Linked DNA regions of Homo sapiens: region 1 is linked to region 2. Evidence: read pairs that join two places in POLR2A ChIA-PET (ENCODE). Cell type or tissue: PC-9. All regions are shown on one strand.

The links. ChIA-PET counts read pairs that join two places held together with the same protein. Peaks named below come from ENCODE experiments on the same cell type or tissue, not always from the same donor. Only the 100,000 strongest peaks of a DNase experiment are listed, where the experiment ranks them.
Region 1: POLR2A ChIA-PET joins it to region 2 with 5 read pairs; 2 of 35 experiments call an interaction of 5 or more read pairs at or near these places.

Annotation. Positions count from the first base shown.
Region 1 is chr11:119,347,203-119,355,202 of GRCh38, reverse strand. No RefSeq gene overlaps it. Among named protein-coding and RNA genes, the nearest start is that of MFRP, 4.5 kb to the right of the region's middle. In PC-9, no CTCF peak of the experiment used is centred here; a DNase peak (open chromatin) is centred at 2,082; H3K27me3 peaks cover 1,901 bases.
Region 2 is chr11:119,505,295-119,513,294 of GRCh38, reverse strand. No RefSeq gene overlaps it. Among named protein-coding and RNA genes, the nearest start is that of THY1, 86 kb to the right of the region's middle. RefSeq lists silencers at 1,938-2,127, 2,791-2,880. In PC-9, no CTCF peak of the experiment used is centred here; a DNase peak (open chromatin) is centred at 3,014; H3K27me3 peaks cover 3,250 bases.

The sequences.
Region 1 (8,000 bases), 160 kb after region 2:
TGGAATCTTGATTTGGGAGTGTTTGAATCTAGGAAGGGCTCCTAGTATATTAGGGGCCATCTATTTCATTGTTTCAACCAGTTTGTAAATTCCAAGTTTCTGGAAAAAGTTACCCACTTTTTAGTTTGAACATTTAAGTTTAATTTTTTAAAAACTGAAACAATACATATTTTGGACACTATATTCTTCATCTGGATTCACCAATTGTTTACAAACACATTTAAATATACAGCCATCCCCCAGTATACACAGGGAGATTGGTTCCAAGATACACACATACCAAAATCTGCACCATATTCAAGTCCCAAGGTCACCCCTGCAGAACCTGCGTATATGAAAATCAGCCTTCTATATATGTGGGTTTTGCATCTTACAAATGCAGTATTTTCTATCCTTATTTGGTTGAAAAAATCCACGTGAAAGTGGACCCACACAGTTCAAGCCCGCATTGTTCAAAGGTCAACTGTACTTTATTCTGTCTGCCGAAACATTTTCAGGTGAGGTGTTATATCACCACTTCTAAATACTTGAGCATACATCTCCTAAGAATCAGGACATTCTCCTATGTGACATGGTTTTCACATGTCCATTTTTTTTTTTAATGAACTGTCTACTTTTTAATGCTGGTATGGGCTACTCTCTTAATTCTTGGTTGAAACTCTTGGGGCTGGGCATGGTGGCTCACACCAGTAATTCAAGAAGTTGAAGTGAGAGGATGGCTTAAGGCCAGGAGTTTGAGACCAGCCTGGGCAACATAGTGAGACCCTGTCTCTATGAAAAAAGAAACACTTGGGTGTTTTCACAGACCTATGATAAGATAAAATACATCTCTCCAGCAGATGTCAAATATAGCAAAACTTGCTCTTAGAGCAGAGTATCATTACCTGGATGTGGAGTGACCAGGGCTTAGTCTTTTTTTTTTTTTTTTTTTTTTTTTGAGACAGAGTTTCACTCTTGTTGCCCAGGCTGGAGCGCAATGGCATGATCTCAGCTCACTGCAACCTCCATCTCCTGGGTTCAAGCGATTCTCCTGCCTCAGCCTCCCAGTAGCTGGGATTACAGGCATACGCCACCACGACCAGCTATTTTTCTATTTTTAGTAGAGACGGGGGTGTCTCCATGTTGGTCAGGCTGGTCTCGAACTCCTGACCTCAGGTGATCTGCCTGACTCGGCCTCCCAAAGTGCTGAGATTACAGGCGTGAGCCACCACGCCCAGCCAGGGCTTAGTCTTTGATAAGTCAAAGATCTCAGCTTTACCACCTAATACTTAGAAACAGTTACCTTTATGTTACAGGCTTTGTTCCCTAAAGTGCTTTTTCTCAAGACTTCAGATTTAACCCCTAAAAGAGGTGATGCCTTTGGTGCACTCGGTGACCCACGTCTCCTTTGGTGTCACCTCTTCATTAGCACTGTTCAGCTTTTCCATTTCTGCTGCTGGTCTTAGAACTAGGGAAGCTGAAGGCTCCACCAGGTGAGCCTGGAGTGTTTCATCAGGATTCTTCCTCACTGCCTTCACTGCTCCAGACACTGAAAAATAAAGGCCTGACTATTCCATCCTTGCTGAGACAGAAGCACCTGCTGTCACTTAAGGCCTGTGTGCTGCTATCAAACCCACCTCATGGAGGGGGACAGTTGTGGGGGCATTTTTCTAAGCATTTCCCAAGAGTGAAGAAGAGGGATTGAAAATGACAGTGACTTAAAACTTGGAATTTCTCCCTGAGGGACCCAAACTTCCCTGGCCTGCCCTGAGGGTGGCCTGACCCAGGCTGTGATTGGAAATCTTACCCTGATGATTGCCCCCAAGCCGCAGGCAAACAGGATCCCCTCAAAATAAAAACATGAGGCTTGTAGCAAAGTGAATGGCTGTACTCTGACTAGTTCTTCACTGGAGGTAGAAGCAGCCCTGTAATTTTTGCTGTCTTCCACTGGGGAACAGATGGACTCTAGGAGACATTGAGGGCAGGGGCTCCACTCAGGTCCGCCACCCTTGCTCCCAGCTCTTCAGTAATTAATCTGTGGTGCTTTCTCATCCCCATGGCAACAGGTCCTAGTGTTACACAGAGCACAAACACACGCAGGTCTGTCCCCACGTTTTTTTGTCCATCAAGCTTTGCCTCCTAGCAACTTGGCTCTCTTCCCTCATTGTTTGCTCTTGATCCAGCAGGCCTCTCCCTAGGGGAGGGGCTTCCCCTGCAACTGCTCTTGTGTGACCTTGAACAAGAACCTCCCTCTTTCTGGGCCTCCGTGCCTCATCTGCAAATTACTGAGATAGGACTTGTGGATCTTGAAGGTCTCCACTCCCATGTTATCAATCATTCTAAGTCACTTTTCCTCTAAACACATGCTCAAGTCCCAAGATACGGAACTTAACTCTAGTTCCCTGGTTCCAGTTTATAGAATTTTTTTAAGTGACCAATGCTCAGAATGCTTACTTCTTTCTATAAAGCTATATTTTATATATTTTTTTATTTATTTATTTTTTGAGACAGAGTCTCACTGTGTCACCCAGGGTGAGAGTGCAGTCATGTGATCTCGGCTCACTGCAACCTCCACCTCCCGGGTTCAAGCGATTCTCCTGCCTCAGCCTCCCGAGTAGCTGGGATTACAGGCATGCACCACCATGCCTGACTAATTTTGTATTTTTAGTAGAGACAGGGTTTCACCATGTTGGCCAGGCTGGTCTCGAACTCCTGACCTCAGGTGATCCACCCGCCTTGACCTCCCAAACTGCTGGGATTACAGGCGTAAGCCACCATGCCCGGCCTCTACAAAGCTTTAGAGTTAGATCATAGAGGTCACCTTGTCCATGATCTCGATTTGGCAGTGAGGATACTGAGCCCTAGAGAAGACTTGCTCAAGGCCACATAGCATGTCAGAAGCAGAGACAGGATGGAACCTGGGTATCTTGACTCCCTACCCAGTTCTCTTTCCGAGTACTCTGTCTTTAGTTTGAATAATTGACAGCATTTTGCAGGACTTTCTGCAGCAAATTTTCCAACCCTGCATCTATTAGGAACTGAGCCAAACAGCAGTGTGACATTCACACATACCCAACAGCAAAACCACCATGATCTGCCTCCTACCTGGACCCTAGTAGGTCTGTCTGAGCTGGACACCTCTGAGGGTCCCCATCCTTCATTGCTCTACGAGCAGAAACAAGCACCTGTGCAGGATGCAGGAGGCAGCAGAAAGAGACTAACATTCACAGCCCAAGCAAGTTACTTAATCTCTCTGAGCCTCAATTTCCTCATCTGTAATCTGAGCATAACATTACCTATTCAGAGTTGTGAGTGCCAGTTAAGAAAAACAGTGTCTGGCCAGGCACAGTGGCTCATGCCTGTAATTCCAACACTTTGGGAGGCCAAGATGGGCAGATAACTTTAGCCCAGGAGTTTGAAACCAGCCTGGGTAACATGGTAAAACTCTGTCTCTACAAAAAGTACAAAAATTAGCCAGACATAGCACCATGCACCTGTAGTCCCAGCCACTTGGGAGGCTGAGGTGGGAGGATCAATTGACCAGGAGGTTGAGGCTGCAGTGAACCGTGGTCACACCAGTGCACTCTAGCCTAAGCAACAGAACAAGAACCTGTCACACACACACATGCACACACACAAAAAAAAAAAAAAAAACGAAGGAAGAGGGGAGAGAGAGAGGAAAGGAAAGGGAGAAAGGAAAGAGGAGAGGAGAGGGGAGGGGAGGGGAGGACAGAGGAGGGGAGGGGATGGGATGGGTGGGTGTCTGGCACATAGTAGGTACTCAACAACTCAACAAACTTCCATTTCCCCCGCTCAACTCCCATTTCCAGGACTATACCATCAAAGCTCCACTGAGATTCTCATGGTGGGTGATCCTCAGCAAATTTTTTTTTAAACCAACACTGTCCCTATTTAGCAAATATTTAATTCCTCTCATCTCTCTGGATGCTTCTATCTTCTCTTCCTTAACAATACACTTGATGTATGTAAGTATAGCATTGCCCAAACTAAACAGAGTGCCCGTTAAATAGGGATTCCAAAATCAAGGAATTGGCTTTTCCAATTTTCTGATATTTGGGGGCATCTGCCTCTTGGAGGTAGTAATGGGATTGAGCTGCTATCTCTCATGCTTCTAAAGACTAGGGAAGCCTATGGCCGAGGCAGGAGAATTGCTTGAGCCCAGGAGTTCGAGACCTGGCAACATAGGGGGATCCCTTCTCTACAAAATTAGTCAAGCATGGTGGTGCACACATGTAGTCTCAGGTACTTGGGAGGCTTAGGTAGGAGGATTGCTTGAGCCTGGGAGGTGGAGGCTGCAGTGAGTTGTGATCACACTCCAGCCTGGGTGACAGAGCAAGACCCTGTCTCAAAAAAACAAAAACAAAAACAAAAAAAAGTGGAAACCAGGACTCCAACAGCCCCAGCTCTGCAACCCAGCCCTGCCCCTGGGCAACTGTACAACTTTGGGCAAAGGCACTTAACTTCCAGGAGCCTTGGTGGCATCCAGAAAATGAGAAGAAAACACCTACCTCCCTCCTCTTGCCACCGGGGCTGGAATAAGGATGACGTGAGGCAATGAGCTGAGGGGTCTGCAGTGGATTTCACTCTCAGTGTGTTTTAGGTGTGCCACTCCCCAACCCTGAGCTGGCCCCTGGCTCCCCTCCTTTCCTCCAGAAACCCCTTCATAACGCAGACAGTTGCAGGAGTGCCTGTGCCCACAGAGGCACTCTGCGGCCTCTACTACATCCTGGGTGTAGTCGAGGATGGCCGTGGGTAACAGCAAAGCAGAGAGAAGCTTCCTGGTCTTCCAGGCCTCCCCTTGGCCTCCCTTCTGTTGTCTCCCCACTCACAGGAATAGTTCTGAGACCCAGTTGTGACCAAGCTCCTCAGGCCACAGTGCTAAGCCTCTCCTCCTTCCTGGAATTCCCTAACCAACCCCCAAGTTCTGCCTATTCAAATCCTTTTCAACCCTCAAACTTTAGACTAAAGGCTCATCTCTTCCAGGAAGTCCTCCTGCTGGCCCCATCAGAGGAAGTCATTGTTTCTTCGGATTACCCAGCATTTAATCTCCAGACTTACGGCCCAGTAAACTGTCTTCATCTCTGTCCAGTGAACCACACTTCTCAAAAGACTCCCTCACATTCTTTTTTTCTTTTTTTTTTTTTTTTTTGAGACAGAATCTTGCTGTGTTGCCCAGCCTAGAGTGCAGCAGCGCAATCTCGGCTCACTGCAACCTCTGCCTCCCGGGTTCAAGCAATTCTCCTGTCTCAGCCTCCCAAGTAGCCAGGACTACAGGCGTTCACCACGATGCCCGGCTAATTTTTGTATTTTTAGTAGAGATGGGGTTTCGTCATGTTGGCCAGGCTGGTCTTGAACTTCTGACCTCAGGTGATCCACCCACCTCAGCCTCCCAAAGTGCTGGGATTACAGGCGTGAGCCACCGCACCCAGCTGACCCCCTTACATTCTTTTTTCTTTTTTTTTTTTTGAGACGGAGTCTTGCTCTGTCACCCAGGCTGGAGTGCAGTGACACGATCTCAGCTCACTGCAAGCTCCACCTCCCAGGTTCATGCCATTCTCCTGCCTCAGCCTCCCAAGTAGCTGAGACTACAGGCGCCCACCACCACGCCTGGCTAACTTTTTTGTATTTTTAGTAGAGATGGGGTTTCACTGTGTTAGCCAGGATGGTCTCGATCTCCTGACCTTGTGATCCACCTGCCTCGGCCTCCCAAAGTGCTGGGATTACAGGCATGAGCCACCACACCCGACCTCCCTTACATTCTTAAAAATTATGGAGAACCCCAAAGACCTTTGCTTTATGTGGGTTCTATCTATTAATATTTACCAAATTAATATTAAAGCCGAGAGAAATTTAAGTATTTTCTTACTAATTTTTAAACAATAAATTTTAATATAATGAACCCTTTACAAGCTAAAGTAAGACGGAGTCTCGCTCTGTCGCCCAGGCTGGAGTGCAGTGGCGCAACCTCGGCTCACTGCAAGCTCCGCCTCCCGAGTTCACGCCATTCTCGGGCCTTAGCCTCCCAAGGAGCTAGGACTACAGGCGCCCACCACCACGCCCGGCTAATTTGTTTTGTACTTTTAGTAGAGACAGTTTTCACCGTGTTAGCCAGGATGGTCTCGATCTCCTGACCTCATGATCCGCCCACCTCGGCCTCCCAAAGTGCTGGGATTACAGGCGTGAGCCACCATGCCTGGCCAATAATGTTTTTAAACCATATAATCCCATCACTTTGGGAGGCTGCGGTAGGAGGATTACTTGAGTCCAGGAGTTTGAGACCAGCCTGGCCAACATAGTGAGACCCCATCTCTACTAAAACTGTAAATTAAAAAAAATTAAAAAAAAATTTTAAAAAACCTCCTATATTTTCTGAAACAAAAAAAAATTTAGTAAGAATGGGCCGGGCGCAGTGGCTCACTCCTGTAATCCCAGCACTTTGGGAGGCTGAGGCAGGTGGATCACCTGAGGTCAGGAGTTCAAGACCAGCCTGACCAACATGGAGAAACCCTATCTCTACTAAAAATACAAAATTAGCTGGGCATGGTGGCACACGCCTGTAATCCCAGCTATTCAGGAGGCTGAGGTGTGAGAATCCCTTGAACTCGGGAGGTGGAGGTTGTGGTGAGCTGAGATCTCGCCATTGCACTCCAGCCTGGGCAACAAGAGCGAAACTCCGTCTCAAAAAAAAAAAATTAGTAAGAATGGCAGTGTGGCTTTATATTTGTGCAAATCTCTTTAGCATCTGGCTTAATAGAAGGCAGCTGGACTCGCGTCTCCTTCAGCATTCACCCCAATGTCATATCACATGTCACGGAGCGTCTGGAAAACATGAATGAGTGTGAAAAAGGCACATCATGTCTTAGTGTTATTATGAGCCTAGTTCTAAGCTCTCAAGTCCTCTAAAAAAAGGCCCCGGGCCCCACTTTGAGAACTGTCACAGCAGAGCAGGGGCTCCTTGAGACGAGGGCACCTTGTCTCAGTCGGCTCCATGAGCCCAGTGCCTGGCCAGACCCCGGCACAGCAACCTCTCTCTCAATGATCACAGCGAACGAGCAGCTTCAGAGGAGCAGACCCAAGGGCGTGGCTCTCCCAGCTCATCATTCTCAAAGCTCAGCGCAGGGCCACTCTGTCCAGGAAGCTGCCCCTGTGGCCAGGCTCTTAACACACAGTGTGGCAGGAATCCTGCTCTGTCTTGATCCACCCAGAATGAGAAGTACTTTGTGGTCAGGGACTGTCTGATCCTCTCCAAGAGCACCTGTCCCTACAGCTCCCAAAAAGTCTCTTCCCTAAAGACCATGTACCATTAGACTTCCAAGGGTCTAGGAAACAGCTTGACCCCCTAGACAAAAGCAAACTAAGACCCTCCAGGGACGAATGGAGAAAAACTTGTGGGTGGAGGCATCTCCTTTCCTGAGTGCAAGGAGGGCAGCCTGTCCTCTTTGCTTCCATCCCCAAGGGGTTCCTCACTCTGCCCCCATGTCACTCTGATCCCTCTGCTCCCCCAGCATGCCTCAGCCCCAATGTGGGGTGAAAGAGGTACATCATAGAAAACGTGAGCCTAAGATCTATCCATTCCTAGGCTCAACTCTCATCTCTGTATCTTACCAGCTGTGTGACCTTGGGAAAGTGACATAACCTCTCAGAGGCCAGCACCAGCATTTGTAAAATGGTGACGCTACCTCATAGTTATGAAAGGAGAGAAACTGCATGTAGCCCTCTTGCCCAGACATTCTACAAATAGTAGCCAGAAATATGAGGCTCTCTCCCCACTTCCCTCCCTGCCAAACTCTCAGCCTAAGCATGGCTAACACAAAACAGATTACCAATCCCTTTCCTTTCTCCCTGAGGACAGCAGGGCTAGGCTGGGATTTTCCAAGAGGACTTCGCCCATGGAGAAACAGGCATGAAGTAATCTTGTTTGCAGGGTGTAGGTTTCCTACTGTGCAACAGCCCCAGTGGCTAGACTCCACACCCCAACCCTCCCCAAGACCTGGGCACCT
Region 2 (8,000 bases):
GGAAAGGCCAAGAGGAGATCCTGGGCGAGGGTGGGGAAGGTCTGTAGTTCTCGTGTCTGGGCGACTCAAGAGTGACAGCCCAGGAGATCCTGGAGGCACAGAGACACCAGGGCCTGGAAGAGCTAGCAGGCAGTTGGCAGGAGCCAGACCCCCTCTGCATCAGCAGGACCTGGGAAGAGCCTGCAGCTGCACTGGGCCCTTGGTGGGGAAACGGAGGCATTCTGGCAATAGGAGAGCTCTCCTTCTTAAGCAGCCTAAAAGAAGCTGATAACAGAGAATCCAAATGCCCAGGCTCCACCCACGCAAGCTCTCTCTGTGCTGTTAAAGAAAATAGTGCCATGGCAAGGCTACCAAGCCCGGCAACAGCTCTGCCTCCTGCACCCTCTCCATTTCCTCCTGAAAGATAAAGCCCAGCCTCAGGCCCCTCTCCCACAGGCTCCTCTCCCCAGCCTCTCCAGTCTGCTGTGGGCATCTTGGCTCCGAGACCTCCTAGCTTCTGTACCTTGCTTGGTGATGCCCTCTACCTACCTTAGCACCTGCCCAAGGCTACCCATCCCCCAAGGGGCACCTCAAGAGCCACCTCCTCCACGAAGCCCAGATACCCCCAGGGGACAGCTCTTCTCACTCCTCTGACCTCCTATGGGTCTCTCTGTCTCTCTTGCTTCTGCTCTGAGTATGCAGCTTGTATGAAAGTCACTTTCCTCCCCCATCCCCAGGGAGCCCTGGAGGGTGGGGCTGGGGCTGGTTACCCCTGTGTCCCCAGCACTCAGCTCAGAGCCTGGCAAACAATAGGTGCCTGGGAAACACCGTCACTAACCCATCACCGAGGAAACCCTGCTCTTTCTTCCCCTTCCTCCTCCTCCCTTGGTACAGGAGGTAGAGGCTGCAAAAGTTGTAAAACTAGGAGAGATGATCCAGGATCCAGGATTAAAGTGTGAGTGATGCCCTTGGCTGGGAGGCAGGAGATCGGTCCTAGTGACTTTGCTCCTGTGAAGCGGAAGATTTGAGGCCCTTTACCCCTGGATTTTAAAGCTCTTAAAGGCACCTCACTTTCTTATCACCTCACCCCCTTCTTCCTGCCAATTATAAGGCAAACATCTGCCCCTCATGGAGCTCCCTCCTCCCAGGCCTGCCCGCCCCTGCCCACCTCCCCACGCTCCCTCTCCCACCCAGCCTTGTGCAGGGAATGTAATTAGGCCTTTCCCCAGGACGGAACCCCCTCTGCACAGTTGTGCTGCCCGTCCGACAGGGGATAATTTATGGAAATGGGTAAAGGTGTTTTAAATTATTCAATTTAAATGTAAATAGGGGAGATGGTTTCTCTGAATAAATTGTCTTATTTATGTTCCGCCCGACTCCCCTCCCAGGGAAATAGGGAGCCCTTTGGAGACCTGAAGAACATGCCCTCCTTTCTCTTTAAATAATGTGGAAGCAGTCCATGCCCCTGTGGGGCGGTGATGTGGAGGCAGATATGTTCCCGCAACTGCTTTCCTAATTGGGGGTCACAGGACATGCCACGTGCTCAGCAGAGTCTGCTCAACAGAGACCTTGGGCAGAAGGGAAGCTCTGCCTCTCTTCCCTCTGCCCAAGGTCTCTTTCCATCCAAGTCCCTAGGGTGGCTGGCAGCTGGCTTCACACCTCCCTGACCAACTCCTTCATGCTCTGCGATGCTAACTGGCTGTGGGTCACCTATTCTTGGAGCATTTCTATCCTAAACAGGGTCCTTTAGACACAGGGCTGCCTTGAAAGGAAAGCCCGTCCCTGATGCATCTCAGACTCACATGCACCCATAGGAGGGCATTTGAGAACGGGCAGGGGGCCATCCTTTATTAGCCCCTCAGCATCAGCCAGATGCCAGTCTTGCCTTGGGGTTGGGGCCATCACACACACGAGCAAGCAGTGGTCCGGGTAGCTGTCGGGGGGTACTCAGAGACAAAACACCGAATATCCAAAACTCAAAGTGGCTCCGATCTTATGGAGCTCTGGAAACCTGCAGGTAGGGCAGAATTCAGGGCTGGTGTTGTCTGGAAGCCTGGCCCTGTTTCCCTGTGACGTGTGTGTGTGTGTGTGCATGTGTGTGTGTGCATGTGTGTGTGTGTGTGTATGTACGCTATCTATGACTAGATCAGAGATGGCTGGGGCAGTTAAGGGCCTTAGACTCACCCACAACAACATTCCGAGAAAACTAGATTAGAGCAACCTTCAAAAACTCTTTCAAAAGCGTAAAGATGTCTTCCTCCATCCCACCCCCAAAAATACCTGCTTGCATCTTATTGGCCCACTCTTGACCAATCGTTGGTAAGGAGAGAGGATTACTTTAGACCAAGCAGGTGGTTCAGGAGCTGGGATAAGACCAACTCCTTCCCTGAGACACACACCCTGAGGAGGGGTGCCAGAACAACAATAGGGTCTGTCAGGAAGGAGGAAATTCAGACTGGACACTGGGCTAAACAACATCCACCGTAGTAACAGTGGAGAAAGTGTGTAGAGATTGCTGAAATCAATATATGTTTTAATCATCAGCCATGTGTGCTTCAACCTTCCCCACTTGAGCTGGGTCAATTTCTTTTCACCCAATTCCAAGAGCCAGGCCTTTGCCCATTCGTCAAAGAGTAGAGAATCAGACCAATGGCCCAGATCACAGACTGGGTGGCAAGACTGGTCCAAATTAAGCTCAAAGAGCTGTCCAGAGGCCTCAAATCTTTCCTGGGATATCTGTAAGTAAAAGGACTGCTTGTCCAAGCCCCCTGATCATCACCACCCTCTCTGCCATTTATTCATTCATTCATTCGACATGTTATTCTGACTGTCTACCTTGTTCCAGGCATAGCTGAGTGCTGGAGGGTCACTGGTGAAAAAATAGACACATTTTCTGTTCTGTGGACTTTCCATCCTTGTAATGGACTTTATCATGTTTGTAGTCATTGGCTTGGCTGCCAGCATCCTTGCTACGTTCAGGAGTTTCCAGTCTTATGAGTCACACCTTCTGAAAGCAGAAAGCAGAAACTGGGTTACCCAGCCTCCATTGCAGCTGGAGCACAGCAGATGTCTCTGACTCCACCCATTGGCTTCACTCCCCAGAGACTCCTCTCTAGAAGGGAGGAGTTTGGGGAAGGAGACCATACCCAGAACCCATCATGCTGACAAGGGTGGTAAGAATGTGTCCAGCTTTGGGGGTTAGAAACGGTAGCAAGATTAAGTTCCTGGCCTGGAAGTGCAGTCAGTGGGGAGTGACAGTGGCAGCTGAAGCTGGTGAGGCAGCAGCAGCTGTGGTTTCCCCATCCATCTAGTTCTGTATGTCGTGGGCATCGTGCCTGGAAGCGTAGTCTTAAGTCTGGTTCTCCAGCCCTCCCTAACACTATTGATTACATGAGACACCCCATATTCTTCTAATAAATTCCTTTTCTGCTTAGCTGGTCTGAATCGGCTTCTATTGCCTAAAGCTATGAACCCTAGATGTCTCATTTCTTTTGGGCTTCTATAACAAAATACCATAGACTGGGTGGCTTATAAACAACAAAAATTTATTTCTCACAGTCCTGGACGCTGGGAAGGCCAAGACTGGGGCACAGCAGATTCAGTCTCTGGTGAGAGCCCTCTTTCATGTCCACAGACAGCACCTTCTAGCTGTGTCCTCACATTTTAGCAGGGGCAGAGCTCTCTGAGGACTCTTTCAAAAGGCACTAATGCCAATCACAAGGGCTCCACCCTCATGACCTAATCACCCTTCAAATACCATCATTTCCAAATACCATCACTTTGGGGGCCAAGATTTCAACGTAAGAATCTTGAGGGGAAACATTCAGACCATAGCACTGACTGCTGCAGAAGTGTGCCCCACCCTTGATGAGAATGACTCATTCTGAAGACTCACCCTGGGTGGCCCCTTGCCTGAATTCCCTCAAGCCCAGGCATTTTGCTCATTCCTCTTCCCCCCCACCCCCACCCCTTTTGGAGATATGGGGTCTCGCTCTATCACCCAGGCTGGAGTGCCATGGTGCGATCATAGCTCACTGCAGCCTCAAACTCCTGGGCTCAAGCATTCCTACCACCTCAGCCTCCCGAGTACCTGGGGCTAGAGGCACACGACACCACATCTGGCTTTTTGTGTGTGTAGAGACAGGGTCTCACTATGTTGCCCAGGCTGGTCTTGAACTCGAGCAATCCTCCATCATTAGCCTCTGAAAATGCCAGAATTACAGGCATGAGCCATCATGCCCAGCCTCATGCCTCGATCATGGCAGTGTGAACAGAGGCATAAACCTCTGTGTGAGTCTCCACCATCCCTCCACACTCCACACACACACACACACACACACACACACACACACACACACCTCTGAGCTCTCTGAGACCTGGGACCATGTCTCTTTCATTGGTAAATCCTCAAGTCTCCCCCTCCCCCTCCCCCTCCCTCTCCTTCTCCCTCTACCCACGGTCTCCCTCTCATGCGGAGCCGAAGCTGGACTGTACTGCTGCCATCTCGGCTCACTGCAACCTCCCTGCCTGATTCTCCTGCCTCAGTCTGCCGAATGCCTGCGATTGCAGGCACGCGCCGCCACGCCTGACTGGTTTGGGTGGAGACGGGGTTTTGCTGTGTTGGCCGGGCCGGTCTCCAGCCCCTAACCGCGAGTGATCCGCCAACCTCGGCCTCCCGAGGTGCCGGGATTGCAGACGGAGTCTGGTTCACTCAGTGCTCAATGGTGCCCAGGCTGGAGTGCAGTGGCGTGATCTCGGCTCACTACAACCTACACCTCCCAGCCGCCTGCCTTGGCCTCCCAAAGTGCCGAGATTGCAGCCTCTGCCTGGCCACCACCCCGTCTGGGAAGTGAGGAGTGTCTCTGCCTGGCCGCCCATCGTCTGGGATGTGAGGAGCCCCTCTGCCTGGCTGCCCAGTCTGGAAAGTGAGGAGCGTCTCCGCCCGGCCGCCATCCCATCTAGGAAGTGAGGAGCGCCTCTTCCCAGCCGCCATCACATCTAGGAAGTGAGGAGCGTCTCTGCCCGGCCGCCCATCGTCTGAGATGTGGGGAGCGCCTCTGCCCCACCGCCCCATCTGGGATGTGAGGAGCGCCTCTGCCCGGCCGAGACCCCGTCTGGGAGGTGAGGAGCGTCTCTGCCCGGCCGCCCCGTCTGAGAAGTGAGGAGCCCCTCCGCCCGGCAGCTGCCCCGTCTGAGAGGTGAGGAGCCTCTCCGCCCGGCAGCCACCCCATCTGGGAAGTGAGGAGCGTCTCTGCCCGGCAGCCACCCCGTCCGGGAGGGAGGTGGGGTGGGGTCAGCCCCCCGCCCGGCCAGCCGCCCCGTCCGGGAGGTGAGGGGCGCCTCTGCCCGGCCGCCCCTACTGGGAAGTGAGGAGCCCCTCAGCCCGGCCAGCCACCCCATCCGGGAGGGAGATGGGGGGTCAGCCCCCCCACCCGGCCAGCCGCCCCGTCCGGGAGGTAGGGGGATCAGCCCCCCGCCTGGCCAGCCGCCCCGTCCGGGAGGGAGGTGGGGGGGTCAGCCCTCCGCCCGGCCAGCCGCCCCGTCGGGGAGGTGAGGGGCGCCTCTGCCCGGCCGCCCCTACTGGGAAGTGAGGAGCCCCTCTGCCCGGCCAGCCGCCCCGTCCGGGAGGGAGGTGGGGGGGTCAGCCCCCCGCCCGGCCAGCCGCCCTGTCCGGGAGGGAGGTGGGGGGGGTCAGCCCCCCTGTCCGGGCAGCCGCCCCGTGCCGGGAGGTGAGGGGCGCCTCTGCCCGTCCGCCCCTACTGGGAAGTGAGGAGCCCCTCTGCCCGGCCACCACCCCGTCTGGGAGGTGTACCCAACAGCTCATTGAGAACGGGCCAGGATGACAATGGCGGCTTTGTGGAATAGAAAGGCGGGAAAGGTGGGGAAAAGATTGAGAAATCGGATGGTTGCCGTGTCTGTGTGGAAAGAAGTAGACATGGGAGACTTTTCATTTTGTTCTGCACTAAGAAAAATTCCTCTGCCTTGGGATCCTGTTGATCTGTGACCTTACCCCCAACCCTGTGCTCTCTGAAACATGTGCTGTGTCCACTCAGGGTTAAATGGATTAAGGGCGGTGCAAGATGTGCTTTGTTAAACAAATGCTTGAAGGCAGCATGCTCGTTAAGAGTCATCACCAATCCCTAATCTCAAGTAATCAGGGACACAAACACTGCGGAAGGCCGCAGGGTCCTCTGCCTAGGAAAACCAGAGACCTTTGTTCACTTGTTTATCTGCTGACCTTCCCTCCACTATTGTCCCATGACCCTGCCAAATACCCCTCTGTGAGAAACACCCAAGAATTATCAATAAAAAAATAAATTAAAAAAAATAAAAAATAAAAAATAAAATAAATAAATAAATAAATAAATAAATAAATAAAAGCCAGAATGACTGGATTTAGAGAGCTTCTGGATAGCTGAACACATGCAAGTTCCTGGAGGGCAGCTCGCCCAGGGAGGGCATGGGAGTTCTGTGCCCCTTCCCCCATACCTCACCCTGAGCATCTCTTCATCTGTATCCTTTGTAATAAAATAAATCGGTAAACATGAAAAAAAAAAAAAAAAAAAAATCCTCAGGTCTAGCTTAGAACCCAGAGTGCTTACTAAGGGCTCACTAAGTATTTGTTGCTAATGTGATCATTGCTGCTGTCATCATTATTTGACATGAAACAGCCTCCTGTGCCTGACTCTGGGTTGAGCAATACACATAGAGAATGGCTTGTACCTCGTCCTTACTCTCTCCAGAATCAGCCACGAGCCTCATGTCCATGGGCTTTAGGTGCTGCAGACCCCATCAGAATGTCCCCTAAAATACCACAAGAGTGCCCCCTGGCCCTTGCCCAACTCCCTGATCACCCCTGACAGATAGCCTTGCATTTATTTCTTCTGGCCAGCTGGTCCCCTCTCAGCCTTTCCACCCACCACACACTCCCATTCCACCTGCAGCCAGGGAAAAGGTCTCCATCCTTGGACATGGAGATGGTGCTCCTAGGGCCCTTGGAGAGATATTCCCATGGGGGTTATGTTGCCAACCCAGGGGTGTCCCTCATCCTGTCCAGCCCTGCCCACATACTCCTCGCTCTACCCCTTCTACGGGAAGAGCTAGAGGAAATGGACAGACTTTCTGGAATCAATTTCATGCCCTTGGGCATGATAAATAACCAAGCAGAGAGCAGCCCCCATCTCAGGAGCTAATGGCCTTGGGTAGCTCAGTGATGCGTCACTCCCTGAAAAACAAAGCCTGGTCCAGCTGCTCTCTCCACACGCACATTTTCTCCGTACACTGCTCTGCTTGGAGCAGACTCACACAAAGCCCAGCAACACCTCCCTGGGCAAGGACAAGAACATGCATTTCCTCTTCCTCAGGCAGCACACAGCGTTGCATCAGCAGAGGGGCCTAGGCAGGCCCAAGACAGAAAGCACCTGCCCCGTGACCTTAGCTACGAGTGCTATGCCCCAGATGGAGCCGGACCACCTGGAGTCAAAGCCCAGCTCCTCTTCTCACTCTGTGTGACCTGGGCAAGTTGCCTAAATACTGCCTACCTCACAGCTCCTTCTGAGGATTAACTGGGATACTGTTTGCAAAGGGTTTAGCACAGTGCCTGGGACATAGGAAGTCCTGTTATGTTAACTATTCTTTTTAATTTTTTTTTATTTTTTAGAAATAGAGATGGGGGCCTTGCTATGTTGGCCAGGTTGGTCTTGAACTCCCGGCCTCAAGCAACCCTCCCGCCTTGTCCTTTCAAAGTGCCACTGCGCCTGGCCCCATGTTAACTATTCTTATTATTATGACTCACCACGGTCAGGAAGTTCTTGGTTCATCTCATCTGAGTCCTATCCACAGCCTATTAAGGCCATTCCAGCCTGTTCCATTCCCGGTAGGCATGGGGCTCAGGAGTCCCCAGTGCAATGTGGCAGGAAGAATAATGGTGCTAGAAAACAAAGAGCTATGCTCAACCCCCATCTATTAGCCATGTCTATTAGCCATGATTCTCTTTAAATCCATTTGGCACAAGACAGATT